2 separate regions of the Homo sapiens genome follow, and region 1 is linked to region 2. Evidence: chromatin loops called from intact Hi-C (ENCODE). Cell type or tissue: dorsolateral prefrontal cortex. All regions are shown on one strand. Each heading gives the region's core, and the rest is flanking DNA. Links, peaks and the distances in the headings are about the cores only.

Evidence for each region. Peaks named below come from ENCODE experiments on the same cell type or tissue, not always from the same donor. Only the 100,000 strongest peaks of a DNase experiment are listed, where the experiment ranks them.
Region 1: it touches region 2 in a loop (2.7-fold over the local background); 17 of 110 quality-filtered maps call a loop at or near these places.

The regions. Positions count from the first base shown.
Region 1 is chr5:141,749,120-141,764,481 of GRCh38, forward strand. LOC124901094 (a long non-coding RNA gene) reads right to left here. Exons shown (of 2, transcript XR_007058975.1): 2 at 8,180-15,362. Among named protein-coding and RNA genes, the nearest start is that of ARAP3, 75 kb to the left of the region's middle. RefSeq lists enhancers at 8,452-9,021, 9,022-9,590, 9,591-10,160, 12,908-13,408. In dorsolateral prefrontal cortex, for the core only: a CTCF peak has its summit at 8,496 (motif pointing right); DNase peaks (open chromatin) are centred at 8,493 and 9,702; H3K27ac peaks cover 2,093 bases.
Region 2 is chr5:141,805,789-141,821,150 of GRCh38, forward strand. LOC107986454 (a long non-coding RNA gene) reads right to left here. Exons shown (of 3, transcript XR_001742906.2): 2 at 3,744-4,284; 3 at 2,010-3,392. Among named protein-coding and RNA genes, the nearest start is that of PCDH1, 65 kb to the right of the region's middle. RefSeq lists enhancers at 6,162-6,810, 9,862-10,853, 10,854-11,844. In dorsolateral prefrontal cortex, for the core only: a CTCF peak has its summit at 8,456 (motif pointing left); a DNase peak (open chromatin) is centred at 8,453; H3K27ac peaks cover 2,087 bases.

The DNA of each region.
Region 1 (15,362 bases), core at 7,284-9,783, 57 kb before region 2:
TCAGGGAGCAGCTTACAGTCTATGGGGAATATCAACCTCAAAGTGCTTTGAGGTAAAAGTACAGACTATTAAGGACAGGCTTGGCCTGATCTTGAACCTCCATATTTATTTACTCAATAAATATTTACTGTGCACCTATGATATGGCAGGCATGGGAGATAAGGATGGAACCAACTCCCCTCACTGAACTCCTTTTCTCAGCACAGAGACACACACAGCACAGAGAGGACTCTGAACAATCACTGTATACTACAACTGTATAGACAACTGTGGGAGGACCAGAGGAATGGAGAACGCAGGCTCTGTAGCCAAAAACATGAGGTCCAGACTTCTCAAGGTTTTGGATGATTGCCTGAGATGGAGAGATGGGGTCCTTTGTACTCCATAGCAGTGAAAATGAAAGGATGGAGTCTTGGTAGGATTCACTGGGCTGGGGGAAGAAGTAGCCTTCCCTTGATAGGGCCTAGAGGATGATGGAGCAAAGGGCTCTCACAAACAGAGGTGTGAAATGGGAGAAGCACTAGCCACACAGGGCCTGGAGAAGGCAGTCAGTTCCCAGAGCACATGGAAGCTACTGTGTCACTGCCTCCACCATTTGGTAGGAACTTTATTTTCTCCATTCTGGAGGTTCAGGAAGAGCTGGTCCAGGTGTCAGTCTAGTATTGTGGTGAGGAGGACAGAGGCTGGTATGGTGGCTGGATCAAGCTGTTCTCCTTCCTGCAGCCCCTAATGCTGGGCCCACAGCCATGAGCTGGCTCCTTAGTCCCTTCTTCTTTCTGCTCCTGTGACTTCTGGGAACCGGGGTCTTGACTCAAGGGGCTCCAGATAGACCGTGGTGGGGAATGGGGAATAGGGTGGATGGGTGGAGGTCCATGACTAATTCTTGATGTTTCCAGAGAAGAAAATAGATGCTGGCTTGCTCTGTGAGTTCTGGGGTCTCAGTTCTCCCATCTCTAAGATGGTGGGGTTGGATTAGGCAAACTCTAAGGGTTCTTTGGCTTCTCTTTCTTCTGCAGCTGGGAACAGGGAGATGGTGGAGGGAGGCTCTGCAGAAAAAGGCTGGCTCCACCCTCTGCCAAGGGACCAAATCAGCATTTGCTGACATTTCTCAGGATGCCCTCAGTGCTGGTGACATTTCAGAGACTTGCTCCCTGGCAGGGCTAGAGGATACAGGGCTGACCCCAAATCCACTGCCACAGGCCCCACCCAAGGACAAGCCTCACATTCCAAACAGCAGCAAGGCACCAACTCTGAGGTTAGTCCTGACTTTGCTAAGGGGCTAGAGCCCATTTTGAAAATGCTGACTGGGACAGGAGCGTAGCAGGTCTGGGCCCAGAGCGTTCCTCACCCCAAGCCTCAGTGTCTGCATCTATCAAATGGAGCCCATTTCCCTGCCTCCTTCAAGGGTAGTCTTGGGATTCCAACTACATAAATGTGAGCAAAGGAAAGTGTTTCATAAACAAGTGTGAGATGCTCTGATGGAGGCATTAGGGCCAGGGCTGGGGTCAGGGGGAGCAAAGCTTGGAAGGATTAATGGGATGCAGAGGCTGGAGGAACCAAGTCATATTCTGGCAAGAGCCATATGGTGAGTAGAGGCCAGCAGAGGGGACCCAGAGAACTCTGTGATGCTCTTGCTGATGCTGACAGATAGTCACAGAGCTGTGGGCAATGTCAGAACCAGCCACATAAGGAGGAGGCCCCAAGCCTCGTTCATTAGCTTCACTCTTCAGCCTTGGGAATGGGAGAGAGGCCAGCTTGAGAGGCCAGGTCAAGGAGACAGTCAAGTGCCTGAGTTTTGGAGTCAGAACTAATCCTGGCTCCATTGATCATGAGCTGTGCAGCCCTAGGCAAGTACTTAACCTCTCTGAGCCTCATTTTTCTCATCTGTAAAAGGGTCAGAGCCTAGTAATAATGCGTACCTTGCATGTTTCTTGGGAGAATTCGAGAAGCTAATGTTCATAAAGCACTTAGCATGGGCTGCCACATAGCAGTTGCTGAGTCGAGTTGCTTCACTGATAACCATATTAGTGGCATCAGCTCTCAACCAGGAGGCAGATTGGGGTTCACCAAGAAGCTTTTCCACCTCTGGTCAGCCTAGACCATAAGGAGAGGAAATCCCCCTCCCCCGAAGGTTTTTACACATTTAAATGTGCGCCAGACACCTAACGTGCTCCCAACTCAGTATGGTGGGAAAGAGGAAGAAAACTTGATTTCTAGTCTGAGTCCTAATTTGCTGATTGTGTGAGCTTGAACGACTATGTTCCCCAGTCTGAGTCTCAGTTTTTTCATCTTTAAACATGAGAGTAATCAGGCAAGGATTATGTATTGGTATTAATAACCATTAGGTGAATGGCTGATGGGGAAACGGACATTTGCGTGGTGTCAGAGTAACCCACAAACATAATTTACTAGAAGGAAGATGGGGAGGAAATCATAACTATCATCAGCAGGTGTCTATCTGAGCATTTCTCATGGTGGATGAATTTGATGTTCTACGTCTTCTGATACGGTGCAAAGTGAAGTATATGACATCGCCTCACATGTGTTCTAGCCAAGAATGTTGAACTTGAATTGTTCTAGCCTTTAGATCTAACTCCCTGTTTATAGAAAACACTGGGATAGTTTCACAACCTCAACAACAGCACAAGGAAGTAACCAGGCAGTTGGAAGGAAGAATATTCTGTGGGGAAACTAATCTGAATATTTCAATGCATTAATGACCAAAAAAACCAGGGGAATGCACCATTTTAAGCGATTTAATACACATAACAATCAGATGCTATCCCTGTATTGGATTCGGACCAACTGTAAAGGACTTCTTGGGGGTCATTTGGGGAAATTTTTATAGGTTCTGGGCATTAAAAGGGATGAAAATTTACTGAAATAGAAAAGGTAGAGATTGTTGGTTAAAAAACAGATCATAAAGCAGTATGTATAATTCAATCACATTTTGGTAAAAAGATACTTGTATGTAAGAAAAAGATCTGGAGGGACATGCATTAAGGTGTTAATGGTGGTAGGAATATGATGTTTTTATTTTTATATTTTTGCTTTCTGTACTTTTAAAATTTTGCACAATTCATATTTATTACTTCGGTAATAATAAAATGCTATTTAACAAATAAAATGGGAATAATAACTGTGTACCTTGTAGGGCTGTAATGATGCAGTGAGATAATGCCGTGAAGAACAAGGCCTGGCATAAGCACATGCTCAATAGCTAGGTGCTGCTAAGATGTTTATGCTGTTCCACCCCCAGCCACCATTAGACAGAGCAGGCTTATTAGAGATGTTCTCTCTGTCCCCAGGTTCTGGCACAGAGCAGGGCTCTACTGATGTTTTCTGAAGAAATTATTTCCATTGGTCCAGCATTTGTTGGACATCAAGGGAAGCATGTTGGAAATTGTGGCCTCGTGCTCGCATAGGTGTAGGTCCCCAGAGCCCCCTCCACCCCCTCCCATGAAACTAGAGTGTGCCCTCAGCTAGGTCCCTGCAATAAGCAAGACCTCTTGCAATAAGCAAGAGGAGGTGACCCTCTGCCAGTGAAGTAAAGCTGTAGTGAACTGAGCCAAAGGGAACAAACAGTTTTTCCCCCTCCCTAGACCATACTCACCCAACTATTTTTGCCATTGGCTTCCAAAAGCTTCCACCTTCTTGACTACCCTAAATTCTGGGACTGGGCTAGGGGCTGGAGGTTGAGTCTGAGGCTATTCCACAAATATGGACTGGGATTAAGGCTAGCCCTACCATTGGAGGGGGTTCTTAGTCTGAGTGTAGCTTCCCAGATAAAGACTCAAAATTGGGACCAAGCTGCAGTCTGTCCACTTCCAGGGCCTGAGGATTCAGTCTAGGTCCGAGGCTAGCCCCCTGTTGAGAACTGATTTAAGACTTGAGGTGTGCCTCGGTCGATCGGAAGCTTGCTCTTGGCTGAAAGCTGAAGCTAAGTCTGGTCCTTGATAAAGGAGAGGTTGCCCCTGACTAGGGGACAAGGGCTGGGCTATTTCATTCTCTGTCAAGGGCTGGGAGCTGGGTCTGTAGTCAGAGAAGGAGCCTTGGAGGGGACGGTCGGGAGAGGGGATGGCAGAGCGGGGAGCTGGAAAGGGGCTCTCCATGGAGAAACAGAGGCGCCTTCCGTGGATCCAGCTCTGGCTCCGGCGTCGGCAGCACCCGTTGGGGGTGAGGACGGGAGAGGAACGTCCCTCCCCGGGGCGGGGGGTGGTGTTGGGAAGCGGGAGAGGCCACGTGTGTGTGTGTGTGTTCTGGGGGCCCTAGGCACTGCAGACGCGCGGTGCGGAGGGAGAGAGACGGGCGCCAAGGAGAGGCTTCCGAGGGGGTCCCCGCGGCTGGAGAGAGGCCCTGCCTGTGTGGATAGCGCCCCATTACCCCCAGCTCCACCCCTCCGAGCCAGCCGGGCTCCCCGCTCATTAGGCCGACATCTCCTCCTTAATAAAAAATACATGAATAAATAAATAATAACAGCCACAACCGAGCGGGAAACCGCTTGCCACTCTTCTGTTTCCCCAGCTCCTTCCTTCCAGTGCGGCCCCGGGGGCTCCCGGGCTGGCTCGGCCAGTAAAGGCCCTCCTCTCTCCCGCCCTTCAGTGCCGCAGGCATCCCGCGACTGGAAGGGGACCGGGCTGGGGCGGGCGCCGCTCTTAGGGGGACTGAGCAGGCCCTTTGCGACCCAGACCTGCTCTTAGAGGGGCGTGGGACGAGAGAAATCTGGAGGGGAGTCTTTTCTCTTGACCTTCGAGGAGGAAGAAGCAACAGCTGAGCCTTTAGGTCCGGGTCTTTGGGTGGTCCCCAAGCACACAGACCCCAAATCAGGGAGAGGCCAGACACGGCGTGGAGAAGGAAATGGAAAGTGGGACGTCTAGAGAGTTTCAGGGGCAAACGGGAGCGAGGAGCTGGCATTTGCATAGAATGAGGAAACCAAGTACTTGGGAAGATTACCTTTCTTAAAAGGAACAACAAAATCACTTTTTCTTCCTCCTGGCAGTCTCGCGTTGGACTCTTTATCCCTGTGTGTCTTGCATACACTCTCTGTCTCTCTCCAATGCCTTCCCTTTCACTATCATCTCCTTTCTTACTCGGGTCAGAATGCCTCCGAGATGTGTGCCAGGAGCCACCTCTTGTTCAAGGTTGAGAAGTAATTCTGCCCCGGGACTCTGGTTCAGGACCATGGAGAGCATCCTATAAGGGAGCGGTCCTCTCCCAAAATAAAACAAGAACCAAGAACCCTGTGGAGAGTAAGGGAGCAGGTGAAGTAGAAGTAGGGCGGGGGGGTGGCAAAAGAGAAGGTTATGGGCCAAGGTCATTCCCAGCCTGGTCCTCCTAGAATGCATGTCTCTGAAGTAGGACTCAGAATTTTTGCTGCCAGGGACCAAAGGCCTTGGTTCCTCCATACCCCCAGCCCCAGCCTCAACCACCACCACCACCACAGGGTGGGGAAGGAGAGGAGCAGCCTGTCCTTAGAGTGTGTGGTTCTGGAGCACAGCCCATGCCAGGAAGCTCTGGGAACCTTTCTGTGTAGAGTGCAAAGCTAAACACATGCACAGATCCTGGCACAGAGAACCATGTGACCCTCGAGCAGATGTTGGGGAGGCTGTGTGGGGTATGTTGGGTGTTACAACCCTACGGGTGAGGGGGTGCTCAAGGGTAGGGAGAATAGGAGACAGGAACCAGAGTTCTGTTAGGCTAGTTCATTCTGGCAGCTGCAGGCTTGGAGTGGGGGTCAGGCAGAGCCTTCCCTGGCCCCAGCTCTGAACTAATGGGACCCAGGAGTCTCCTCTTCCCTCTAGCAGCTCCCTCTGGATGGAACAAGGAGCCAGATTTCAGGAGCAGTCCAGATGTTCAGGGGAAATGCAGAGAAGTGGAGCAGATGGGACCTGGGATTCCTGTGGGGGCTGGGGAAGGAGGGCAGCAGCTGGAGGATGTGCTGGGGTAAGTACTAGAGCTAAGGCTGGCTTCAGCATGTGCCACGGCATGTGCCACAGTGTGTGCATAAGACATGGGGCTTGGTCAGAGAGCAGTCTAGGTCAGGTAGCCCTGGGTGCTTTCCTGGTACCAGCTACTAAGATCTGTCCTGAGCTGCCTCTAGCTGTGGCAAGGCCTGAGGGGTGTACCCTCCGTGCCAGGTGCTGTGCTGGGAAACAGAAGTGAGCAAGATAGACCTTGCCTCTGCTCTAGGAGAGTTCAGCCTTTCCCCTTAATGCAGGGCTCTGACTTTGGCCCAGGGAACCCATGTTTCCACCCCGAGGCCAGAGTGGCCATTCCTTTAGAGCTGGAGAAGAAAAGCCTTCCTTGCCCAGAGGCCTGAGTGAGATGGCCCACACTGTCCCTTCATTTTCTACCCTGGGAGACCAGTTCACCTTCCCACCCAGTGCCTCAATCCCTGGCCATGTCATCCCTGCTGTTCCTTGAAATTTCTATAGTTCTCGGGAAGCTGTGGGACAGACAAGGCAAAGGGGTCTGGACACTAATGGCAGGATGAATCTAGAACTGATATTGCTCCTGCCTTCCCCATGAACTCAAGAACCCTAAGGGCTTTTGTGTTCCACCCCTACTTTGCTGCATCTGGCTGTGGCCAGCTCATCATCATCACACCAGCCTGGGAGAATGGTCATGAGCTCCACTTGGTAGAAGAACAAACCAAGGTACAGAGAAGTAAAATCACGGGTTGACGGCACACCTCTTCAACAGAGCCTGTTTGAAGTTTGCATGGCTCTGTTTTTCCTCAACTCCTCCTCTAGGCAATATGGTCATTCTGGCTCTGCACACCAGCCAGTTGTGTAGCACCCTGGACTAGTAAGTAGCTTTTCCTCTCTGGGCCTCCATTTCCCTATCTGTAAAACAAAAGGGCCTAAATAGGATTATCTTGAAGAGCTCTTCCCATTTTGCTGTGCTGTAGCATCAAAACCACCGTCTGTACTGGGACAGGGCGCAGTGGGGGTAGACTGCATGCTGATGGTCCCCTAACTGAGGCAAGGCACTGACCAATCTACCACTTCTGCCAGATCTGTGGGGCACCCTAGAATGTCAAAATGCTTGGCTGGGGTGGGGGGTGGGGAGGATGGTCCTCTGTAGGCTGCAGTGCTAGGGTTGGAGTGGGGCTGAGGGAGCCCAGGCCCTGAGCCCAAGCTCTGCCTGCTGGGGAGGGAGAGCAGAGGGAGGTCTGGGGTGGAGAGTGGGGCTAGCTGGGCAGGCCAGAGCCATGTGGGCAGAGCCAGGCGGGCAGAGCAGAATGAGGCTCAAAGCTCCAGGGCTTTACAAATGGATTTTGCTGAAATGGAAATTTCCACCCATCCCTGAAATGAGCCTGGCAGTAAGGCCAGGTTTGGTGGGGGCTGCGGCAGCTGGGTACGTGGACAGGGACAAAAGCCAAACTGTCAAAGCCTCTCAGGCCTATCCACCCCTCTCCATGCCACCCAGCCCCCTCCTTCACCTCCTCCTCTGCTCAGGTCCTCCAGGCCCTCAGGGACCTGCTCATTCCTCCACACCTTTTTCTACCCTTCTCACTTTCTCTCTAGCCACTCTGTGCACTCTTACATCCCCTCCACACCTAGCACCCCCACCGCATACTCACTCTGGCTGCCTGTCACCCTGCATACCCCTCCCGCCTCTCCCTCCACCTCTCCTTCACACACCCCACACACCTGACACTTCCCTCCCCTCCTACTTTATCCTCACCCTGCCCTTTGACCCCTCACCTGCTTTGCGAACTCCTCCATCCTATCCACTCTACCTTCTATACCTGTTCACATGCCTGACACTTCCCCACTCCTGTTCACCCCTCACATCTCACACACCTCCCCCACACTTCATGTGCCCCCCTCACATCACTCTTTGGAATCCTCTCCTGCTCCTGACACTCCCGCACCCCCTACCACTCCCCTTGCACCCCTGCATGTACCACACCCCTCTCCCATCCCTAACCCTCTTCTCACCTCCTTACAGCCTTCCACCATAATTCTAGGCCAAATATCTCCTGGGGAAGAGCAGTGCTGTAGGGTCAGAATCATAGCTCAACGCCTCCTGGCTGGGTGAGCCAGGAGGTTCCCTAATTTCACTGCAACTGTTTCCTCATCTGTAAAATGGCTTTGACAACTGCTCCTGCCTCTTGGGATTGTTGTGTGGATTGAGTGGGCCAATGCTTGTAAATCCCTTTGCCTGGCACACAGAAGTGTTGATCGTGTTTATTGCCATTTAGTTGAATTGCCATTCATTGATACTTTGGGGAAAGAGGTCAGAGGTGAACTTGATAGCACAGGGCCAGAGTAACAGGATAAGAGCTAACTAGGCTGCTGGGAAAGGTAGTCAGCAACCCAGCCTGCAAGTGATGCGTTGACAAAGGTGAGTCGACAAAGGTGTGGCGCTCTCCCTCCCCACCTCCCACCCCCAGATGGACTGAACCTGAGACACTCCAAGGAGCCTGGACACCCTTTCCTCCCTAGGTTGCTGCCGGCTATTGCCACTGGAGGGCAACACACTGTCTCCCATGGACAGTGGGGTGTGGAGTGCTGGGAAGGGAGCTGCCTTCCATCACCCAACAGGCTTTTCTAGGAGCTGGAGCAGGGAAGAGGACAGGGCGCAGGCTGGGACTGGGAGGTCCCTGGAGGGCTCTCACTGGCTCCCTGCTGAGTGGGAGCGAATGGGGAGAATGTCAATGGAGGACAGAGTGCAGGAGCCAAATGGGGTCGGCAGGAGAGGTGTGGGGCTCGACTTGTTGTGGATTCCTTCCAGGGACTTCTGGTACTCAAGGCCTGTGTGGGAGTCGGGGACTGGCCTGGCCCCTCAGGAAACTGTGATCCCTGGAGACATTGGGATCCCCAGGACTGTGGGGAATGAGCTCCTTTGGCCCAGTGTGGAAGGCAGAGAGGAAGCCAAGGCAGGAGTAAGTGGAGAAGACCCTGAAGGCTGAATGAAGGGGGGACCACAGGTGAGAGACCTAGTGGCAGGACCCAGCGTAAGCAAGGGGAATCAAGAGGCTGATCTGGCTAGGACCTGGGCAGTGCAGGGGCATGTGTGGCCAGGCTCCAGCTCACTCCCCTAGGGCAGGGCCCAAAGAGCACAGCCACATGCCCTCATCCTCTAATTACATGTTGACTTATTACCCATTATTAATTAAACAGGAGCGCTGAGCTGCTCCAGGCTTCCTCCTGCCCCAGCCCCAAGTGCTGGGCACCAATCTTAGAGCCTGGGCTGAGCTGAGCCAATGATAGAAAGAAAGAGAGGTGGGAGTGTGGAGTTGTGGGGGACTGCCCCCACTGTCGGTGAAAGGGCAGTCACTGAGTGCTCACTCCGAGAAGTAGCCCTGGGTCTGGGGCCTGGAAGGAAGAGAAACGGATGGGTAGAGGAAGGGGAGCTTCCTAAGGATGGGGCAAGGGAGAGGGACGGAGAGCCCGATGGACGTGGGGAGCTGAGGAATGTGTGGAGAGTTGGCAAAGTCTGGAGGTTTGAGAGGCCAGGGGTGGGCAGGTTAGGGATGGGTGACTGCTGGACCGGGGGTGGACTATGTCTCTAGTAACTGCTGCAAGGTGCAGAGCATGTGCTTACGACCAAGGGGCTGCCTGTGAGTGAGGCTGAGCGTGTGCCTGCGGCTCTGCACTTGCGGGCTTGTTCCTCTGAAACTGGGTCTTTGTCGCCGTCTTGAACACCCAGCGCTGCGGGGGAGGGGAGGAAGCACCGGGAGATTGAATTACCTTTCAAATCTAAAGCCTGAATTCCTCCAGGCCCGGCAGGTGGGCGTGTGCACACATTCCCGAGAGCATTGTGGGATGTTGGCTGTCACTAGGGAGCCACGAGGTTTCCTTTCCACGGGCAAGGAAAAAGAGAAGCCTGTGACCCCGGAGAGGAGGAGGGAGCCAGGGAGGGAGAGAATATCTGACTTGGCCCCAGCCTGCAGCCCCTCAGACAGGACTAGGGAGGCCTTGGTTATAATCCTGACACTGCTACGATCTAGCCACACGTGACACTGGCATATGACAACCTCCCTGGTTTTCTCATCTAAAAAGAGGATAATAATAGTGATAACAGCCGGCATGAACCAGCCTTTGTGCCAGGCACTGTGCTAAGAATTTTCTTTCTTTTTCTTTTCTTTTCTTTTTTTTTTTTTTTTGAGACAGGGTCTGGTGCTGTTGCCCAGGCTGGAGTGTAGTGGCAAGATCAAGGCTCACTGCAGCCTAGACCTCCCCGACTCAAGTGATCCTCCCACCTCAGCACACCCCGTACCCCACCAGTAGCTGGGACTACAGGCACTGTGGGGTTTTGCCATGTTGCCCAGGCTGGTCTCGAACTCCTGGGCTCAAGTGGTCTGCCTGTCTCAACCTCCCAAAGTGCAGAGATTAAGGGCGTGAGCCACCACGTTCAGCCCAGGCACTTTATTTCTTTATGTCTTCATACAACCCTATAGGGTAGGTATTCTTAACCTCCCTATTTTGAAGACGAGAAACCAGGCTCAGAGAGGTTAAGTGATTTTCCTGTGTCTCACACAGCTGGTAAGTGGGAAGGCTGAGACTCTGTCTGACCCCAGAGCCTTGCCCTGAATAGCCTATGTTACCCATATATCAGGGGACAGGGGATATATGAGGAGTAAATGAGATAATGCACATAATGAAGTATTTAGAGCCGGGCATGGTGGCTCACACCTGCAATCCCAGCAACTTGGGAGGCCGAGGCAGGCAAATCATCTGAGGTTGGGAGTTCGAGACCAGCCCGACCAGCATGGAGAAACCCCGTCTCTACTAGAAATACAAAATTAACCAGGTGTGGTGGCACATGCCTATAATCCCAGCTACTTGGGAGGCTGAGGCAGGAGAATCGCTTGAACCCGGGAGGTGATGGTTGCGGTGAGGCGAGATCGCACCATTGCACTCCAGCCTGGGCAACAGGAGCCAAACTCCGTCTCAAAAAAAAAAAAAATATTTAGCCTAGTGCCTTGCACACAACGAGTGCTCAAGAAATATACTGTTAATGTTTTTATTATTTGTTCATCTGTACCGGTGCTCAGATGTTTCATTTTATGGCTGCTCAGGTGGCAGGGGGCTGAGGAGGGGATGGAGAGGCTGGTTATGGGCCTGGGAGAGGGGAAGTTAGCTGCAGGGAGGCTGTGGGGCAGGGGGCCGGTGGGCTGAGATGGGAGTAGGAGCCTGCATGCAGAAAGCAGGGGAGGGTGAGGCGAGCAGAGTGGAGGAAACAGAAGTGAGTGACTATGTATTTACTTAAAGACTTTGCTCCGGTGAGCGCCTCATTGGCCAGACATCTGGTTTCTCTGGGCATCCCCAGGGAATGGAAGTCAGACAGTATTACTTCAGTAGCTCTGATGCCATCTACCTCAGGCTGGCTTGTACTCATGGGGCTCAGGATGCTCCCCTGCAGAGTGGGGACCAAGAGCTACAGGCCTGGTCTAGAGCTCACTGGGAGGAAGTGGGAGTCCCTTCTGGCAGCCAGTTGGTCACTCTCCTCTCACCTGCTCCAAGCTAGAAGCAATGGGATTTGACCCCTGCACACACTCCTCCTCCCCCTCCTGACCTTTCCTCCTAAATATGGTGGTGGGTAATGGCCAGGAGCTGAGGAGGGCACTGAGGAAATCCTCCTCCATGCCGTTCCCCTCCGTAGTCACTTGGAGAAGAGGCCTGATGGAGAGGGGTCCACCAGGCGGCTGCCCGGGGCACTCATCTCTAAGGGGCACTAAAACTTCACTAGTCACCTAATGAGTTGGAGAAAAGAGTATCTACCAGGCACAAGCCGCTGTGGGGGTGGAGGGTGTTGGCAGGAACACTTCTATAAGCTGCTAGGTACAGAGGTGAGATCCCCAGGGGCCGACGGGCTACAATTGTTCATTAAACTCCCTTCCCTTCCGAGGGGGCGGGTCCTGGAGAACCAAAGAGTTTTGGTGAAGCTCAGTAGGGCAAGCAAGGTTAGGGCCGGCAGTGAACTGTTCAGCAGGTGGAGGAGAGGCTGAGGGCTGTGAGCAGGCCCCCTTCTCTGCACAGTCTCCGCGCAGCTTCTCTTCCAAATAAATATTGAACAAATATTGAAAGAGTGTTGGTTTGAAGAGGCACCAAATTATTAGCCTGCCCTTGGCTCTAATTTCCCAGTCCAACCCTGTTGCAAAAGTACCATAATGATGGCTTTAATGATTCCCTTCCTGTCTTGGTTCATGCCTGCATCTCATTCATTCATTTATTCATTCTCTCATTCACTCACTTAACAAAGCTTTCCAAGCACCTACTATGTGCCAGGCACTGTTCCAGGCACTAGCAATAAACAACAAACTGCTTCTTCCCTCCTACTTCTCACCACCTCCTGTGTGATTGAACCAGTAAGTGTTTAGAGTCTTGTGTGCTTAGATTGGATTGGGTGGGGGTGAATCAGAAGTCTGGAGCTCGGCTTCTGCCCCAGGAAGAAACCATTCCCTTGGGTGACAAGGAGCCATGGTAAAGGTACCATTTTTGTGCCTGTCCACAGCTTAGCCCCACCTCCCCAGCTTTTCTTGCCCTCAAGACCTGGTGTAGTCTTATAAATTCACTGTGTCCGGGAAAGGGTGTGTGTGTGTGTGTGTGTGTGTGTGTGTGTGTGTGTGTGTGTGTTTTGATATCAAGGAGGGTCTTTGCAGAGAGGCTGCATTCTCCCTAAGCATAGCTCTGAACTGGGCAGCTGGGTGTGGGGAGCTGGGTAGAGGGGAACAGCGGATGATTCTAGACTCCTCCCTCACACCTGTTGTACACCCCACCTGAGCCTCTCTGATGGGTAGCGTTGCCTACAGGAACCCAGCACCCAAACAGGAGACCAGGGGTTTCTCTCAATCACCTGGAGAGAGGACCTGCAGGAAGCCAAGAGGTAGGAGGGACCCTGGGACTTGACAGTCATATTCCCTGAGAAGTGCAACATACAAGACATCCTTAGAGCACATACTCTCTCTCGCCCACTACTACCACCCTAGGGCTCCACTCAGCTGCCTGGACTTCTGCACCTAATTCCAGTACTGAAAGGTAGGAAGAGGTCCAGTCCTGACAGGCTTGTCCCACCCATCCTACATGGCTTGAAGGGAGAGGGAGAGGAAACCCGTGAAGCCACTTTCGGGAAAGTGGGAAATCCCCTGCCCTAACCCTGGATCCTGGGCAATGGCTGCTGCCACAGAGGAAGGCTGTGAGGCAGGGGCGTATATGGGGAGAACTGGGGGCTGGGTCTTACATGCTCAGAAAGAGGGGGCCTATATCTGCACAGGCGTCCCCCCTACACTGTCTGACAGAATGAGATGCGTCCTTGCCGTCTCTATTTTTAGTCAGAACTGGAAGGAAAGGAAGTTCGAGGGCCAAGCCACCAGCCCCAGCTCCTGCTGCCAGCACCCACGCCACGTGGTGCGGGGGCGCTGGAGGAGCCCCGAGTCCCAGCTCCTCGGGGAGGCAGGCATGGCTCACCTCCCACCTGCCAGCAAGGCTTGGGCCTGATGGATCTCCAAGCAAGGGGACATGCTCTGGGTTGGGGGCTGGGGAGGAAGCGCTGCCTCCTTTCCCTGCCCAAACACAGGGCTCTGCAGTAGGTCTTGTTGGCAAAGAAGGAGAAGGGAAAGGAGGAAGACCTAGTTTGGTCTCCCAAAAATAGGACTTTGGTAGCTCTGAGGTGCTTTCTTTTGTAGGTTCTTTGAATGGAACCCTGGCTTCTTCCTTCAACATTTAAACATCTTGACCTCTATTAGCAGTGTTTGGGGCTGGCTCTTCCTCAATAGGAGGCTTGTATGAGACAAGAGCCAAGAGACTCTCCTCCACCCGTCCTTCTGTAGAGCTAGAGGAAGAGAGGGAGTTTTTCAGAGTGTTCTCACTTCCCTAGGCAAGAGAAGGACTCCTTGGCTGAAACCCCACAGCTGCTACAGTCATTACTTGTGGGTCAGAGAAAGGCCGTCCAGGTGGCAGTAGAGTATAGCGGTTAGAGCTTGGACTTCGCAGTCTGCAGACAGACCTGGGTCCAAATCCTGACTCCTCCACCAGCTAGCTGTGTGACATTGAGAAAATGGCTAAACTTCTCTGAAACTCTGTAAAATGGGGATAATTACGGTTCCTACCTCATAGGATTTCAAGGATTAATTTAGAGCATGTGAGAAAATGCACACAGTATGTGCTCGACTGTTTATGAAATTTTAAAAGCAGATTCGCTGCAGTCCCGGGTCAGAACCCCACTGTGTGGCTGATCTCTGGCCTATGTTGCAGAATCTATAGCTTTCAACAGATTCTTCAAGGGATCTAGGTACTCCAGACAGTTAAGAACCACTATTGACTAGTCTGGAAGTCAGGAGATGTGGGTGTTAGATCTTGTCTGCCTCTCACTCCTTGGGGAGGAACCAACCTCCTCAGTTTTTCTAGCTGTTCCATGAGGGAGTTAGACCAACTGAGATCTATGGACCAGGTGGGGCATTGTCAGACTCTGTGGAGTCTGATGAGCAGTGATGGAGAGAGTAACCAGAACTGGGGCTTGGAGGGCAGGTTCCAGGAAAGTGGGAGAGGGCTCCATCTCACCCTTCCCAGGAGCCAGTTTGGTCCATCAACCAACATGTCAGCCAGCCAGCAGACAGAAACTGAGCTGCATCCCTCCACCAACCCGGGAGGCTGTTGCCATGGCAACTTCATATTTATCCACTTTAGCTCCTAATTAAGGGGAAAAGCATATAACATATTGGATGTCAAGGCGGCTTTGTGAGCCTCAATTTAGCGGCCGTGCCTGGATGTCAAACTCAAGCGTGATTGCTGTTAATCACCTCCCAAATTACCAAGACAGGTCACAAAGGGAAAGGTCCCCAACAGTGGGGGCAGCTGAGCCCAGGGGAGATGAGGTGGTGGTAGGGGCAGAAAGGGAGACTTTGTTCCACAACATGACCTGGGGGTGCTGCTGGATGGATGCTGGCTCTGTGGGTGTCTGATTATGAGGTCTGTGGGAACAGTGGCTAGATCTGTTCTCACTGAGATCAGGGATCTCCACCCCAGAATCTCACAAACCAAGGCCCTTGGTCTGTAAAAATGGACTGACCAACTGATGAGCAAAGCGGCAAGTAAGGACCACGGGGTGGCCTCTGATGTCAGAAGAAAGATTGACAGATGACCAGGGCTGGTAAATTCAGGCTGACGTGGTATCTGGATGGATGAATGGATGAATGCCACATGGCAGATGGCAGATGGAAGATCCACTCAGGAGAGACTGGCTGGATGGCTGGATTCACACGTTCATCTCTCATCTCCCAAGCAAGTGCCTGGCCTCTCTACTCCTATTTGGGACCCAGGGCATTCTCAGATGCCAGTTAGGTCAGACCCTGCTGTGGTTTTTCTTGCCTGCCAGTACAGGAGCTGTGGCCCGAAGCCATGCTCCTTGGG
Region 2 (15,362 bases), core at 7,121-9,620:
CTGACTGTGCTGGAAGGAAGGCAGAAGGATGGACAGGGAGACCCTGAAGATGCTTCCGCAGGACCAGAGAAGGAGGCAGCGGAGGCACAGCAGTCCCTCCCCGAGGCTTTCTTTGAGATTCATCCTCTGGAGGCCTTGTCGGAACCTACGGTGACCCTGAAGCAGGGGCCATGTCCTCACAGACATGCCCAGGTCAGCACTGGGCCACAGCTCTATTATTTAAGTGTTTCATAAAAGAGCAAACCTCCGGGGCTGGAAGAATGACCGGGATCCTGACTCTTCCTGCACAGGAAATGAAGTAGCTGTGTCCAAGCCCTGGCTTGACCTGCAGAGGACTCACCAGCTCTGGCAGAAGTTTCCCAGCCTGAGAGGGCCCTGCTGTGGCTGAGATGATGACACCTGGGCCCAGACTGGGTCCCTCCCCTCCACACAGAGCCAGGACCCACCGGTCCCTACACCCACTGCTTGTGGACTCTGCAGTGATTTTACTGTAATTTCCTCGTTGTTGCAGTTAATAGCATTAGTTTGTTAATTACTGTATATTTTAAAAGTAAGACGAAAGGGAATTCCCACTGGAGACTTGTTCTTGGCTGAAACAATGTGATATGAGGGAAGGAAGAGTGTTCACGGGTAATGAGCTTGCCCTGCTGCTTTCTGTTCCCTTGACAGTGCCTGGGGCCAGAGATGGGGCTGCCAAGGTGGGAGGCAGGGGCCCCCCACAGAGCCCAAGCCCATCCCTGGAGGGAGTCCTCTGTAGCACCCCACTTAACCCCAAAACCTCTGCCCGGGTCTTCTATCCCCAGCCCTGCACTATTGTCAGAGGGAGGCTTCAAGCCTCTAAGGAGGAGGGGTCTGCCTGAGGAGCCCTGGCACCGAGGGAACCAGACCAGAGTGAAATAAGACACAAGGAAACCTGGCCTGTGACAAGGAGCATTGATTGAGTAGGATGGAATTTTTATTAGGAAACAGCTGGAATTTGGGGAGAGGCTGCTACATTTAAATTCATCCTGAGACTGCAGCCCTAGAGGGGAAATGGGAGTTGGGCAGGTGCGGCGGGGGGCGGGCAGGCACAGGTCTTGGCAGAGGCAGGAGCAGCAGCTTGTGGTTGTGCACAGAGATCTGGCTGAGGGGGACAAGCAGGGCCTGCCATTGAGCCCTGACGCTGCTGTCAGGGCTGTGGGCTGGGTCAGCTCAGAGGAAGGGTGCCTTTGGTAACTCATCCAACTGAAGGGGGTTGGTGTGTGCTCCTAAAGCCCTGCATGTTCAAGTTGCCCCCATTCTCCCCACCCAGAGCCATAAGGGAATGGAGGCTGGGGCTGAGCCCCAGGACTCAGGAGGAGTTGGGGGCAGAGGCCGGAGAAGAGCAGATAGGGAGAGAGAGGGAGGAAGGGAGAGAGACTTAAGACAGAGAAGGATGGAGGACTGAGAAAGAAGTTCATACAATCTACAGGAGCTGATTAAAATCCTGGAAGAAAATGTGATGGAAAGACTTTCTATCTTTCTATTGAGACATTTAACCTAAAAGAAATGAGTTAAATAATTTATACAGAGAACGAGTGAAATTTGCTTTGATCAAATTAAAAAATATGACTCTGGAAGTAAAGTGTCCGCCACGTCCTTTCCAGGCAGCAGAAAGAGCTGCCGAGAAACAAAATGACAAAGACATAAAAATAACTAACCCTAACCCGGCGAATATTAGCACCATATTTTTTGGGAGATTACACGGCATCACCGTAGGCCAAGCAGAGAAATCCTCTCTAAGCACCAACAGGAGAGGTTTTGCTCATTGAGGAAGCCCCATAAAAGCCAAAAAACGGATAAAATTTTCCTTTGCAAAAGTGATCCGACTTCACTCAGGGGTTGGCCCAGAAGCCACAGGGGATCAAGTTAAATTTCCCATTTGTGCATTTCAAAAAAAGAAGAAAGCCGCTCAGCTCCCCTCCCCAATTCTGTGTTTCTTGAAGATTATTCCTCTCCCATTTACACCGCCCCCACCCCCCCCCCACACACACACACACACGCACCTGCCCTTTCTAAAAAAAATCCGGCAACACCTCATTCCATAAAAGTAAGTGTTCCGTTTCATCTCCTCTTAGGAAACATCACGGACAAGCTCCAAAACTCACAAGCTATAAGCATAAATGCCAGTGACTTAACCTCTTGGAGCCTCAGTTTGCTACTCTTTAAAATGGGGCTAGCATCCACTGCACAGAGTCATGGTGAAGATTAAAACAGATGAATAGAACCTGGCAGATGGAATATTCAGTAAGTGTTATGAACACTGTCTTCCTCCTCGACCTAAAGAAATATCCAGCAAGTATAAACCAAAATGCCAGAGATCTCTACCCCAGCTCTACCCCCACCTGGAAAGCCCATGGTGGGAAACCATTAGTCCAATCCTGGAGAAAATATTTTAGCTTCACGGACAGCAGTCTCTCTGACTTTGGGGGCCCACTTGACTAAAAAAACCACTTTTGTTTCCAAATAGCTGGGGAGAACATCCACAGATTAAAAGCAAGGGCTTCAGAGTCAGTACCAGGTTCAAATTCTGACTTCACCACTTACTTAGCTGTGTGACCATGGCCAAGTTAGCTTAATCACTCCAAGTGTTACTTCATCTGCAAGATGGAATAATAATGGAACAACTCTTATGGGATTGAACAAGATAAGGGATGTAAACAGGGTACCTACTGTATAGTAAAAGTTCAATAAATGACAACAGATATTATTTTTTGCAATGACCTTGGGAGAGACATTCAAGGTCACTGTGATTTTTCTTCTCAAACCTTCAGTAATGGTTTCTGATCCCCAGATGAGAGGAGGGCCTAGCTGGCCTCTGTTCCGGCTGCACCACAGGAAGGACTGTGGTCAGCATTGGAGCCACCTTTACTGGTTCTCTGACACACCCCGGTGGCACTGAGCAGGGGAACTAGGATGAAGGAAGGGCTCAGCCCACTGACGCATGAGGCCTGGAGGAAGGATGGGGAAGGTTAGCTTGAGACCGAAGGTGTCATCAGGAAGCTGGAATGGCAGCCTTCAGATTTCCAAAGGTCTGGCATTTGCCAAAGGAAGGCTGAAAGTGAATATGAACTCCTACTGAAGAAGCTCTCTTTGCAGTAATATAAAAGGCTGCCTCCATAGCCAGTGAGCTCCCTGTCCCTGGGAGTATGTAAATAGAGCCTGAGGGCAATACAGAAGGGCTTTGAGCATCCACTGAGGATTGCAATAGGTGCTCTCCATGTGGCTGTCAGAGTCTGCCAAGAGGGCTCTGAAACTACTCAGCCTGTTTGGTCTCGGGTTTTCTGCTTCTGCCTTTCTTCTCTGTGATCCTCCTTCTTTTCCTTCTCTATGGAATTATCTTCCTTCTCCCCACCGCATCCCTCTGAGGACCCCTGAAAAAAGCAAAGACCATATGGAGATAGAGTCTGTGCATATTGCAGGTTTGTTTGGTTGAATGGTGTGAAGATGAAGGAGAGTCAGGTGATGGAGAGGCAGGTGATGTATGTATGTGTGTGTGTCTGTGTGTGAGAGAGAGAGAGGGGGGGAGATTGGAAAAGGAGGAAGAAGAAACAGAGAAAACAGGGAGATACAAAGAGAGGAAGAAGCAAGATAGAGAAGAACAGATGAACAGAAAAAGGGGAAAAAATCAGAGAAAAATGCTGAGGAAGAAAAACAAAAATGAGAGACAGGCGATTGAGGGAAGGAGAGCACAGCTAAGGTGGAGAGTGGCGGTAGCCCTGCACCTGCAGCTGTTGGTGCAGCTGGGTGGTGGGTGGGCCCAGAGCACACGCGTGTGCATACAGAAGTCGAGCCGCTGAGCCACTGTCAGTGCAAGAATGTCAGCCCTGGGATGGGGATGAGCCGGCTTTTATCTCTTCCGGCTGTGCAGGATTTACAAGCTTTTGAAACGCAGGATTAATAAGAAGAGGCCGGTGTTTTAATCTATAATGGAACAGAAAGTATCATTATTGTTAAATAATGCACAGCCTGTCGTTTATTAAGAATTAATGGTTTATCGAGTGCTCAGGTTGCTGCAGCCGCCTCTGCCCTTCCAGGCCTGGGCTCCTAGCCACTGGCCTGGACTGACCGGCCACGAGCAGGCTGGAAGGGTAGCAGCCAGCTGGTCAGCCTGGGATGGAGAGGCTCTGGCTCTGGTTCAGAGGCTTGGCCTCTCTCAGTGGTCCACTCTTGCTCAGGCTGGGGGTGGGAAGGGCTAGAGTGGAGGGAGAAGTTATGGGGTGTGAACCCCACCTCATTTCTTCAGCCTGGATCCATCAACCCCTTCTGAGGAGACAAAAGAAGAAGCATCCTCACCGCATGGGACCTACCCATTCTGCTTCTTTTTCTAAGCCTATAAAGTTTAGTTTCCCCCTCTCATGTTTAGTCCTCTGGAGGTGGTGACAACACAGATTCAGGGAGACAGGAGTCCCTTCTTTCTCCTTCTCCCCTCTGGGTCCTGGAGTGATGGATCACACACTTCCCAGAAGGAGAAACAGAAGCATCTGCAAAGGCACCCTGGCGAGAAGGGAACCACATTTCCTGAGAACTTTCTCTGTGCCAGTTGTTCCATAGATATCATCTCACTGTAATCTGTATCATCACCCTAGGTGGTACTATTGTCTCCATTTTATAGATGGAAAAACTGAGGCTTGGGGAAATTAAATCATCTGCATAAGGCCACAATACAGATGGCAGAACTGGACTATACTATTTTATTTCAAAGCCCTTTTCACTCCACACATTGGGGCAACTACTCTGGGCTTCCCCGTTGTCTCAAAATGAATGACCTCAGAGACAGCATTTGAGAATTCCTAAGGGTCTCTGCATCTGTCATATGGAAATGCAACTACAATGATGCACCAAGCAACAGCAGACCTAGCATCTCCACCAGCCAGGAAAACAGAGTCATGGATGGCAATCCAGGAGCCTGCCACTCCACTCAGCACCACAACCGGGCTCCATTCTTGGGCTCTTGTGACACAGAACTCCCTGCCCTCCCCAGTCACCAATCTGCATGGTTTGGGTCTTCAGCCAGAAATACTCAGGTCCAGACACAGAAGCTGACCATATGCCCACCGTATCTGAGGCAAGAATCAGAGCTGTGTGACTTTGGGGAAGTTACTCAACCTCTCTGGACCTCTGTCAAATAGTAATAGTGCCTGCCTCAAAGGATTATTGAAAGTACTAAATGGGGTCATCCATGAAGGAGTTTGGCACAGACTCCACTGTGAGCACTCAGTGTTGATATTGAGGAAGAGGTGTGGCATTGATTCCAGCAGGAGAGTTCTCCCGCTACAGCCCAGCATTTCTCACCTCATTCATTCAATCCACAAACACGTGTGAGCACGGACTATGTGACAAGCACACACCTCCTGAGCGCTTGTGCTGGGCATAGAGGTGAGCTAGTCAGAGGCTGTGCCTATTTCCCAGACACTCTATCCCTCATCGTACCCTTCTTAACCACCCTCTCTCCCACGCCATCCTTCTTCATCTCACTCCATCTTAGCTCCCATCCCAATTTCTCATCTCCACCTTCTTCCTGCATCCCATGCTCCTCTCCACCTTGCACCTTCCACCAGCTCCCTCCCTCTCCCCATCCCAGCCTCTTCTCCATGCGCAGGTCTCTACCTTCCATTTCCTCCAACTCATCCCTTCCTCCCCCTGGCCTCATTCCCATCTCCTTCCTCATTCCCCTTTTCATTTCTCCATCCCCAACCTGGACTCCACTCCCATCCATCCCCATCTCACCCCAGTCTCCCACCCGATTCCCATTCTAGTCTTTCCCTGCCATTTTTCTTCTTTACCCCATCTCCATCTCTCCCTTTCCTCAGCCCCAGCCCCAGAACTCCAACCCTTCTGATTAGAGGGGCCCAGTGGAACCCATGGGGGAGGGGACACTGCCCCCAGAGGCCACTATGGGAAGGTGCATTCCAGGAGACGAACCCCAAGTCCCCGAGAGCTGGTGCAGCCCCATAACCTGCAGTTGGCAGAGTCGGGGAGGGCGGCGACTGGGCAGCAAGCAAGCTCCTCGCTCCCTGCCCCCATCCGTCCCCCTCTCCTCCGGGCGGGCCACCACGCTGGGACCTCGGCCCACAGCCCGGCTCCTCACGCGGCTCCTGTTTTATTAACCTGACTGTCGGGGCTCTCGCCACTGAATAGGGCCTGTCGCGGGGGCTAAGGGGGTGGGGGGGCCTGGGCTTTGCCGTAGATCACCATGGAAACGGCAGCCTCGGCCAATCAGTGGACAGGCAGCACCGAGTGCAGCAGGCAGCTTGGTCTCCGAAGCCTCGTGCAGCCGCAGGCTGACTCCTGCCTGACAGGCCTTCCACAGCCCCTGCGGTGGGAGAGGATAAGAGCGGGGACAAGACCCGAGGAGAGGGGGCAGACGCGCAGGAGTGGTGGGTAGTATGAGGCCAGGGGACACTGAGGGTTGGACTAGAAGATGGGAAGAGACTGGGGAAGGGGATCAGGGACTCCTGGGGTGGGGTTTTGGAGGAGCCCGGGGCAGGGGGCTGCATTTCTCCCCAGCTGCAGTTCTCTGCCTAAGCCAAGGTTTCTCAGCCTCAGCACTATTGACATTTGGGACCAGGTGCTTCTTTGTTGTGCGGGCTGTCCTGTGCACCGTAGATTGTTTAGTTGCATCCCTGGCCTCTACCCACTAGAAGCTAGCAGCATCCCCCCACCCCTAGTTGTGACAACCAATGTCCCCAGACATTGCCAAATGTCCCTTGGGGGGAAAAAACCACCCCTGGGTGAGAGCTACTGGTCCAGGCACTCATAGGGCAGTGGTCACTGTTTATGAAACGTGCTCTCTCTGAGCTGGCTTCTCTAGGGAAGAAGGAAGGAGGAAGAAGAAGATGAATAGGAGTGGGAGTGAAAGAGAAAGGAAGAGGAGGAGGAGCAGGAGGAGGGAGCCCAAGGCAGGGTTCCAGGTGGGTGGGAGAGCCTCTGGAAATAGGGATGTAGGAGAGAGACGCCCCAGGAGGGAGACATAGGGCTGCCATTTTGTGCTGCAAGAATGAAATAAAGTAAGGTTCCTAAATGCCTTTCCTCCTGGAGTTCCTTCTACCTGCTACAGCCCTTACCAACCCTGCTATAGAAATATTGTCTTTCCTTCAGGCCCATATCAGGCACCACATCCAAGAAGCCCTCCCTGATAATCTCAACACATTGAATTTTCTTTTTTTTTCGTTTTCTATTTTTTTTTTTTTTTAAGATGGAGTCTCACCCTGTCGCCAGGCTGGAGTGCAGTGGTGCAGTCTCAGCTCACTGCAACCTCTGCCTCCTGGGTTCAAGTGATTCTCCCACCTCAGCCTCCCCAAGTAGCTGGGATTACAGGCACCCACCATCATGCCCGGCTAATTTTTGTATTTTTAGTTGAGGCAGGGTTTCACCATGTTGGCCAGGCTGGTCTCAAACTCCTGACCTCAGGTGATAACGCCTGCCTCGGCCTCCCAAAGTGCTGGGATTACAGGCGTGAGCCACCATGCCCAGCCCTCCTTCTTTTTTTTTTTTGACAAGGTCTCACTCCATCACCCTGGCTGGAGTGCAGAGGCATGATCATGGCCTACTGCAGCCTCGACCTCCTGGGCTCAAGCAATCCTCCCACCTCAGCCTCCCGAGCAGCTGGGACCACAGGCACGTGCCATCATGTCCAGCTAATTTTTAAATTTTTTTGTAGAGACAGGATCTCTCTATGTCACCCAGGCTGGTCTTGAATTCCTGGACCCAAACTATCCTCCTGCCTTGGCCTCCCAAAGTTCTAGGAGGTGTGAGCCACCATGCCCAGCCCAGATTGAATTTTTATTTTCTCCAGGACTGCTCGTCACTTTGCTTCTACCTCCATGCTAGTACTCAGCACCTTGGTTCACCTACTAACAATAGTTCCCTTTAGTGAGGGTTTCCTGTGTGCCAGATGCTGCAGCAAAGGCCTTAAGCATGCTTTCTCATTTAATCCTCCTCACAGCTCCCTGCATCTCCAGTACTATTATCATTTTACAGATAAGGAAACTGAGACACAAATTAAGTAACTTGCACAAGGTCACTCACCCAGTTAGAAATAGTAAAGTGAGGATTCAAGCCCAGGTTTTCCTGACTTCGGTGCATGTGTTTTAAGCCTCTGTTAGTGTCCATCTCCCCCATTAGATTCAAAATCGCTGGCAATGCCTAGCACAGTGCTGGCGAGTAGTAGGCACTTGAGAGCTGTTTTGAATTGGCTGGTGGTCTCTGGAAAGGTCTGCCTGGGCAGCTGAGAAGGAGGGACTGAATTGGCAGTGCCAGGGTGTTGAGTGCCCTCTAAAGGCCCTCAGGTTTTGCTGGGGCCTGGATGAGCTGGGCCAACCTCATGAAAGGCAAATGCCACTGAGGCTACATCTCAGCCACACTACCTTACTGGGCCACCTTGGGTCTCTGGACTGACCTGTCCCTCAACCCCATGGATGCTGGGCCATGGCCCCCCCTAGTGGCCAGAGGGTCATGGTAGCGGTGGTGTGGGATGGGAGTGAGGGCAGCTGGAGATCTCACAAACAGCCCAGTGGGCTTCCTTCCCTCTGAGCCCTATTCCTAGGTTCCAAGCTCTCTGAGGAATTGGAGCCAGATGCCTCAGGAAACTGTCATTGTGGAGCCTGGCCCCTAACCGAGGCCTAGAGAATGAAGCAAACCCCCTTTTTCCCCATTACTCCCCTCCACCCAGTAAGAGCCCCTTTCCCTCCTGCCCCATTTGAAATGAAGGGGGTAGTGTTGGCAGACAACTTCCATCACAGCCCGCCTCCCACCAGGGTTGATTCCACCCCCATCCCTGCCTTACATTCCACAGAAAAGGGTTTGAGGCTGAGGGTTGTCTGACAGGAAGCATCGCATGATGCTGCTTCCCACCCAGGTTAAGGTTTTGATCTGGAATCCAGGAGCTAGAGTCCCAGGGGGCTTACATCAGAGCTGCTCCCCGACCCCAGACACGCATACACCACCCGCCTCCCCCAGGAGGCACCTCAGCTTTGAAGGCAGGGCTCCTGACAGGCTGCCGTTCCCATGGCAACCCCATCCCAGGCTGCCCTACCCAGCACTTCCTTCCACCCCCCTTCCTCCACCCTGAACCCGCATCACCTTCATTCATAGAACAAGAGCTGCTTCACATTGGCAAAGTGGACACCCCTTCCCCCAGTTCTCTCCCTTTTTTTCTTCCTCTTCTTATTCAATGGAGAACCCAAAACCAGAGAGAGAGAAATGGATGGCAAGAGTAGGACTAAGGTGGATGAGGGGTAGGACAGGAATGGGAAGGAGCCATGGCTCAGTGCCTTCTGCCAACCTGTGGACCCCCCAACTCCAAGGCTCCAGTGTCTACTCTCATTCCCAGATCTGTCTCAGTTCATGGATCTGTGCCTCTCCCAGCTCTATCTCTGTGGAGATCCAAGACCTAGCCAGGCTGTCTGATGGCCTTATGGCTCCAAGCATAGCAGGGCCAGGTCCCAGCCTCCAGGCCCAGGTCTCCAGCCACCAGCCAAACTGTAGCTCAGAGGCCAGGTGCAACAACTGGGCTCTGGAACTCAGCCTAGGAGTACTGAGGCTGCTCCTGTCCCTAACTCTGGTGCCCCTCCAGCATAAGACACTACCTTGCAGAGGTCACTGGGGAGTGAGGGGACTCTAATTTACAGTAGGATTGTGGGAAGGGCTAGAGGGGAGTCTCAGACTCCAGCCCTGGTTAAACAATGCAACTTCTCCTGCTGGGAGAAGGAAACTTGGCTTTTGGACCATTGGCAGGTGCTGTTGGAAAGTCAGGACAGGCATCAATCCCATCTCTGCAGGAGGTGCTGAGCAATGGTCAGCAACTCAGCTTCAGAATCAACCAGCCTGGATTTGAATTATCATGCCCTAATTTATTCACTGTGTGATGCCTACCTTCTCCAAGACTTGCTTTCCATATATGAAAAATGGAGATAGTAATTATATATAGGTATATGACCAATATTTATAAGCTCTACCACCCTTCCAGAGACAGTGCTTGAGATGTAATCTCGTTTAATCCTCATAACAGCCCAGTGAGGTAGATATTATTATTACTATATCTAGTTTATCCTACAGAGAGGAAACTGAGGCTCAGAGATGTTAAGGTGGTTAAGGTGACCCAGCTATGGGACTTTTTCTTTAACAGACAGGGTCTTGCTATGTTGCCCAGGCTGTTCTCGAACTCCTGGGCTCAATCAATCCTCCCGCCTCAGCCTCCCAAGAAGCTGGGACTACAGGTGTGCAGTACCACTGTGCCTGGCTAGGAGCAGAGCTTTTAATCCCAGGCCCTATAAGAGAATGTATGCACAGTGTCCAGCAGCTGCTAACTAACCAGTAAGTGAAGATTTTCTTATTAGTGAGGTTCTAGGCCCTACATTGGCCTCATCTCTCATTTCCCTCACTCTGGGGATATACAGCCTCCACTGGCAACCAAGATTGTGAACTTACTGGGTGAGAGTCAGGAAGGAGCCCAGGCTTGGTGAGATTGAGGATGTGGTATGGAAGGGACCTAATTTTGTGGCTGTGAGAGACCATCTCTAGCTGGCCCTTCAACTGTGGAAATAGAGCAAGAGGGTGAGGCCTCCGGGAGGCAGTGGCTTGTCCAAGGTTACCTGGTGAACAGACAGCTTCACTCCTCCTCAGCCCCCCAACCCAACCCTTTGGACAACACATCAAGGTCAGAAGCCTCTGAGGATTAGAATCTCTGGAGAAGGGTGGAGAGGTGTAGAGGGGAAGCAATATTTGTACTAAAGGGAGCTGTCCTGGAGCTCAAACCCACACAACCAGACTTGGAATCCTCACCTCCCTTAAGGCTCACCCCCAGCCCCTCCAGCTTCCATCCACCCCTTCCCCGAGCAGCCCCGCCCCTCGAAGAACCTCGGAACACTGGGGCCTAACCATCTCCCCCCATCCCCCATCTTGAGTGAATGTGCCGAACAAACAGCATTGTTCCCTACACAATGGACACAAAGAACTTGGGAATTCACAGAATGGTCCTGAATTTCTGCTTCCTTCCCCTCCAAGCCCTAGAGAGATCCATTGTCTGTAAACTCCACTTAAAATATGCACCATAGCTCCAGCTGGGGAGCCACTTAAGACTTGCGGAAGCTCCTCCTCCCACCCCCACCCGCTGCCTTCCCTCCTTCCTAGCCCTTTCAGAGCTAGGCAGAAAGGAGGGGGAGCAGCAGCCACCTAGAGTCCCTGATGGAGTCTGAAGCTGGGAACGACCCTGTCCACCCCCAAGTTCCTTAAGTCAGACGCTTATCTCACTGGGTCAGACCCAGCACCACTCAGCACCTGGGGCTCCCATTGTTACAGCTGCGTTGGGGTTGAAGGACCTGGTCAGCTGGTGGACTACTAATCACAGAACCTTGATGCTGACATGAAGACTCCCTGGGGCACCTCCCTCTATTCTCCTGTCTGCTTACAGACCCCCAAGGACAGGGAACTCACTACCTCCTAAGGCACCTGTTCTACCCCTGAAACTTCTCATTCTTATAAGACCTTCCTTAGAAGGAACCCCACCCACTTCTCCTTAACAACCCACTTCTTCACCTCCCTGCTCCTATGTTAACATGGTCTTCCTCTGCAATGTGACAGCCTCGCAGAATTTGAAGGCTGCCAATATATTTTGAATATACTGAATATATTGAATATATTGAACATAGAACACATTTGAAGGCTGTCAATATATTCCCCTGTATAAAGGGGATACAGATAAGTTACACAGGTAAGATAACAAGCCCTCAGGCTGGGAATGTGACTCATGCCTGTAACCGCAGCACTTTGGGAGGCCAAGGCAGGTGGATCACTTGAGGCTAGGAGTTCAAGGCCAGCCTGTCCAACATGGCGAGACTCTGTCTCTACTAAAAATACAAAAATTAGCTTTGTCGTGGTGGCGGGCACCTCTAGTCCCAGCTACTCTGGAGGCTGAAACATGAGAATTGCTTGAACCTGGGAGGCAGAAATTCCAGTGAGCCAAGATCGGGCCACTCTACTTCAGCCCAGGCAACAGAGCGAGTATGTCTCAAAAAACAAACAAAAAAATCTCAGATAACCAGCTTTCCCAGAGGGTTGTAATTCTGGTGGGAAGTCAGATACTAATATCAGATAAGATAATGCATAATTACTAAGTAAGATAAGAAGTTGACTATAGGAACTTGGTAATATGAAAGCATCTAACAAAGGAAACTGATCTAGTGTAGAAGGTAGAAGGGTGACCCACCGTAGGCTTCCTGAGAGCTAAAGAAAGTAGGATTTGGCCGGACACACTGGCTCATGCCTGTAATCCCAACACTTTGGGAGGCTGAGGTGGGTGGATCACCTGAGGTCATGGGTTCAAGACCACCCTGGCCAACATGGTGAAACCCCATCTCTACTAAAATACAAAAATTAGCCTGGCATGGTGACACATGCCTGTAGTCCCAGCTACTCAAGAGGCTGAGGCAGAAGAATCACTTGAACCTGGGAGGTGGAGGTTGTAGTGAACAGAGATTGTGCCACTGGACTCCAGCTTGGGTGACAGAGTGAGACTCCATCTCAAAAAAAAAAAAAGGCCAGGCACGGTGGCTCACGCCTGTAATCCCAGCACTTTGGGAGGCCAACGTGGGCAGATCACCTGAGGTCGGGAGTTTGAGACCAGCCTGACCAACATGGAGAAACCCCGTCTCTACTAAGAATGCAAAATTAGCCGAGTGTGATGGCACATGCCTGTAGTCCCAGCTACTCAGGAGTCTGAGGCAGGAGAATTGCTTGAACCCGGGAGGCAGAGGTTGCGGTGAGCCGAGATCGTGCCATTGCACTCCAGCCTGGGCAAGAAGAGAAGAGAGAGGAAAGAAGAGAGAGGGGAGGGGAGGGGAGGAGAGGGGAGGGGAGAGGAGAGGGAAGGAAAAAGAGAAAGAAAGAAAAAAAGAAAGAAAGAAAGAGAAGGAAGGAAGGAAAGAAAGAAAGAGAAAGAAAGAAAAAGAAAGAAAGAAAGAAAGAAAGAAAGAAAGAAAGAAAGAAAGAAAGAAAGAAAGAAAGAAAGAAAGAAAAAAGGATTTAATTCTGGAAAGAGGGGAGGAAACAGTATGCAGGGTGATGGGATCAGACTGTGCAAAGATCCTGTGGCAGGAGGGAATCCATCTTATTCAAGGACCTGAAGAAGCCAATGGGATTGGAGGCCAGTGGGTGGGGTTGTAAGACTGTAGGTCTCAGTGAGGAGGTTGGCATGATTCTAACAGCAATGGAAAGATACAAATGTGTACGTGCAATAAAAGCTGATTGACATTTGCCTCAGAATGACACAGATTCCTAGAGTCACTGGCCCAAAGCAATTCTTCCGAGCTTTTGCACTTGCTGTGCCCTCTGCCTGGAATGCTCTGTTTCCAGATTTTTTCTGAGGCTGATTTGTTCTCATCATTTAGGTCTTGACCCAAACCACTCGTCCTAAAGGAGCTCCCTCTACATGCACTGTTGCTCTCTATCCCTTTATCTTGTTTTATTATTTTTACAGCACTTTCACGATCTAAAACTAAATTGTTAATTTCTTTGCTTTACTGTTACTCTTTCCACTCGCTAGAAAAAAAGCTCAGTATGGGCAGGAATTTTGCCTTAGCGACTACCACATTCTAGCGTCGGCATTGTGCTAGCCCACAGTAGGGCCTCAATAAATAATAAATGAACAAATGAATGAATTACTGAATACACACCAAGATAAAAGGGCCAGTATTTACCCACAAACATACACATATAAATGTATGGTTATTCATGGGCAAGTGCATGAGTACCCACGGTGACTCAGAGATTTCCCTCGCCCACAAGGACCACCTCTCAAGGGGCCTTTTAGGCAATCCAGAGCCTGTACAGTTCATTGCCCTAGTCTAGCTAATCAATATACACCTCCTCTGGCTGGATGAGGACCTGCACAAGCAGACCTGTCTCAGGTCAGCCATTGGTTAATCAAAGACGAGGGTGGAATTTAAAGTGCCCTATGGAGGGGCAGTGAAAACAGATTGATCCATGTGGCCTGGACACAGTAAAACCCCTTACAGGCTCCATTTATTTCCCACCTCTCATCTCCCCTCTCCTCCTGGGGCCCCAGCCCATCTTCCACTGCTCCCCATTTCCCACTCTACTGGAAGTGGCTGAACCAGGCATTGTGTGGGACTCAGGACAAATAGATTAGAATTTAGTGGGGTTTTACAGGGTTTGGGAATTTGACTAGGTGGGCAATATTTTAAACAAGCATTTATTGTCTTAGCAAGTACCTACTAAGTGCAAAGCTTGGCTAGGGACTGCCAGATTCATTACATAATAGCTGATTCAGGGCAGACTGTGAAAAATGATTTAGTCAGAAACCCTAAAGGTGGAATCCCTGTGTTCCCAAGGTACATGTCAGAGTGGGACACAGTTAATTCCCAGTTGGGGAGCTCTGGGATAGCTTACTAGAGTATCATTCTAAATAACTACCACTTTAATAGAGCACTTACTGTGTAAGCACATTTTACATGTGACCTTTCTGATTTAATCCTCACTCTTAAGCCTCTGGGTATGTGTGATTGCTATTATTATCCCATTTACAGATGGGGAGACTAAGGCTCAGGGAGGATTAAGCGAGTTGCCCAAATTTTCCACAGCTATTAAGCGGCAGAGTAGATTTTCAAGCTCAAGAGGAGACGCCAGAGTCCCTGCTCTGGGACCCCACCATGACAATGGCTATAGCTGTGCCTTGACGCAAAGGTAGGACTTACTTAGGTGGGAAGATAGGAGAAGTCCATTCTAGGAAGAGGACACAGTTTGAGAAAAAGCTGATAGGCAACGGTGCCAGAAGTTTTTCTGTGTGTGTATGGATTTTGTTTGTTTGTTTGTTTGAGACTGAGTTTCGCTCTGTGGCCCAGGCTAGAGTGCAGTGGTGCGATCTCAGCTCGCTGTAACCTCCGCCTCCCAGGTTAAAACGATTCTCCTGCCTCAGCCTCCTGCGTAGCTGGGATTACAGGCATGCGCCACCATGCCCGGCTAATTTTTTGTATGTTTAATAGAGTCAGGGTTTCACCATGTTGGCCAGACTGGTCTCCAACTCTTGACCTCAAGTGATCCGTCCGCCTCGGCCTCCCAACGTGCTGGGATTACAGGCATGAGCCACCGCGCCCAGCCTAGATGTTTTTTAAAACTTTCTGGTAGCTGGTCAGGTGTGGTGACTCACACCTGTAATCCCAGCACTTTGGCAGGCTGAGGCAGGCGAATCACCTGAGGTCGGGAGTTTGAGACCAGCCTGGCCAACATGGAGAAACCCCGTCTCTACTAAAAATACAAAATTAGCCAGGCGTGGTGGCGCATGCCTGTAATCCCAGCTACTCGTGAGGCTGAGGCAGGAGAATCGT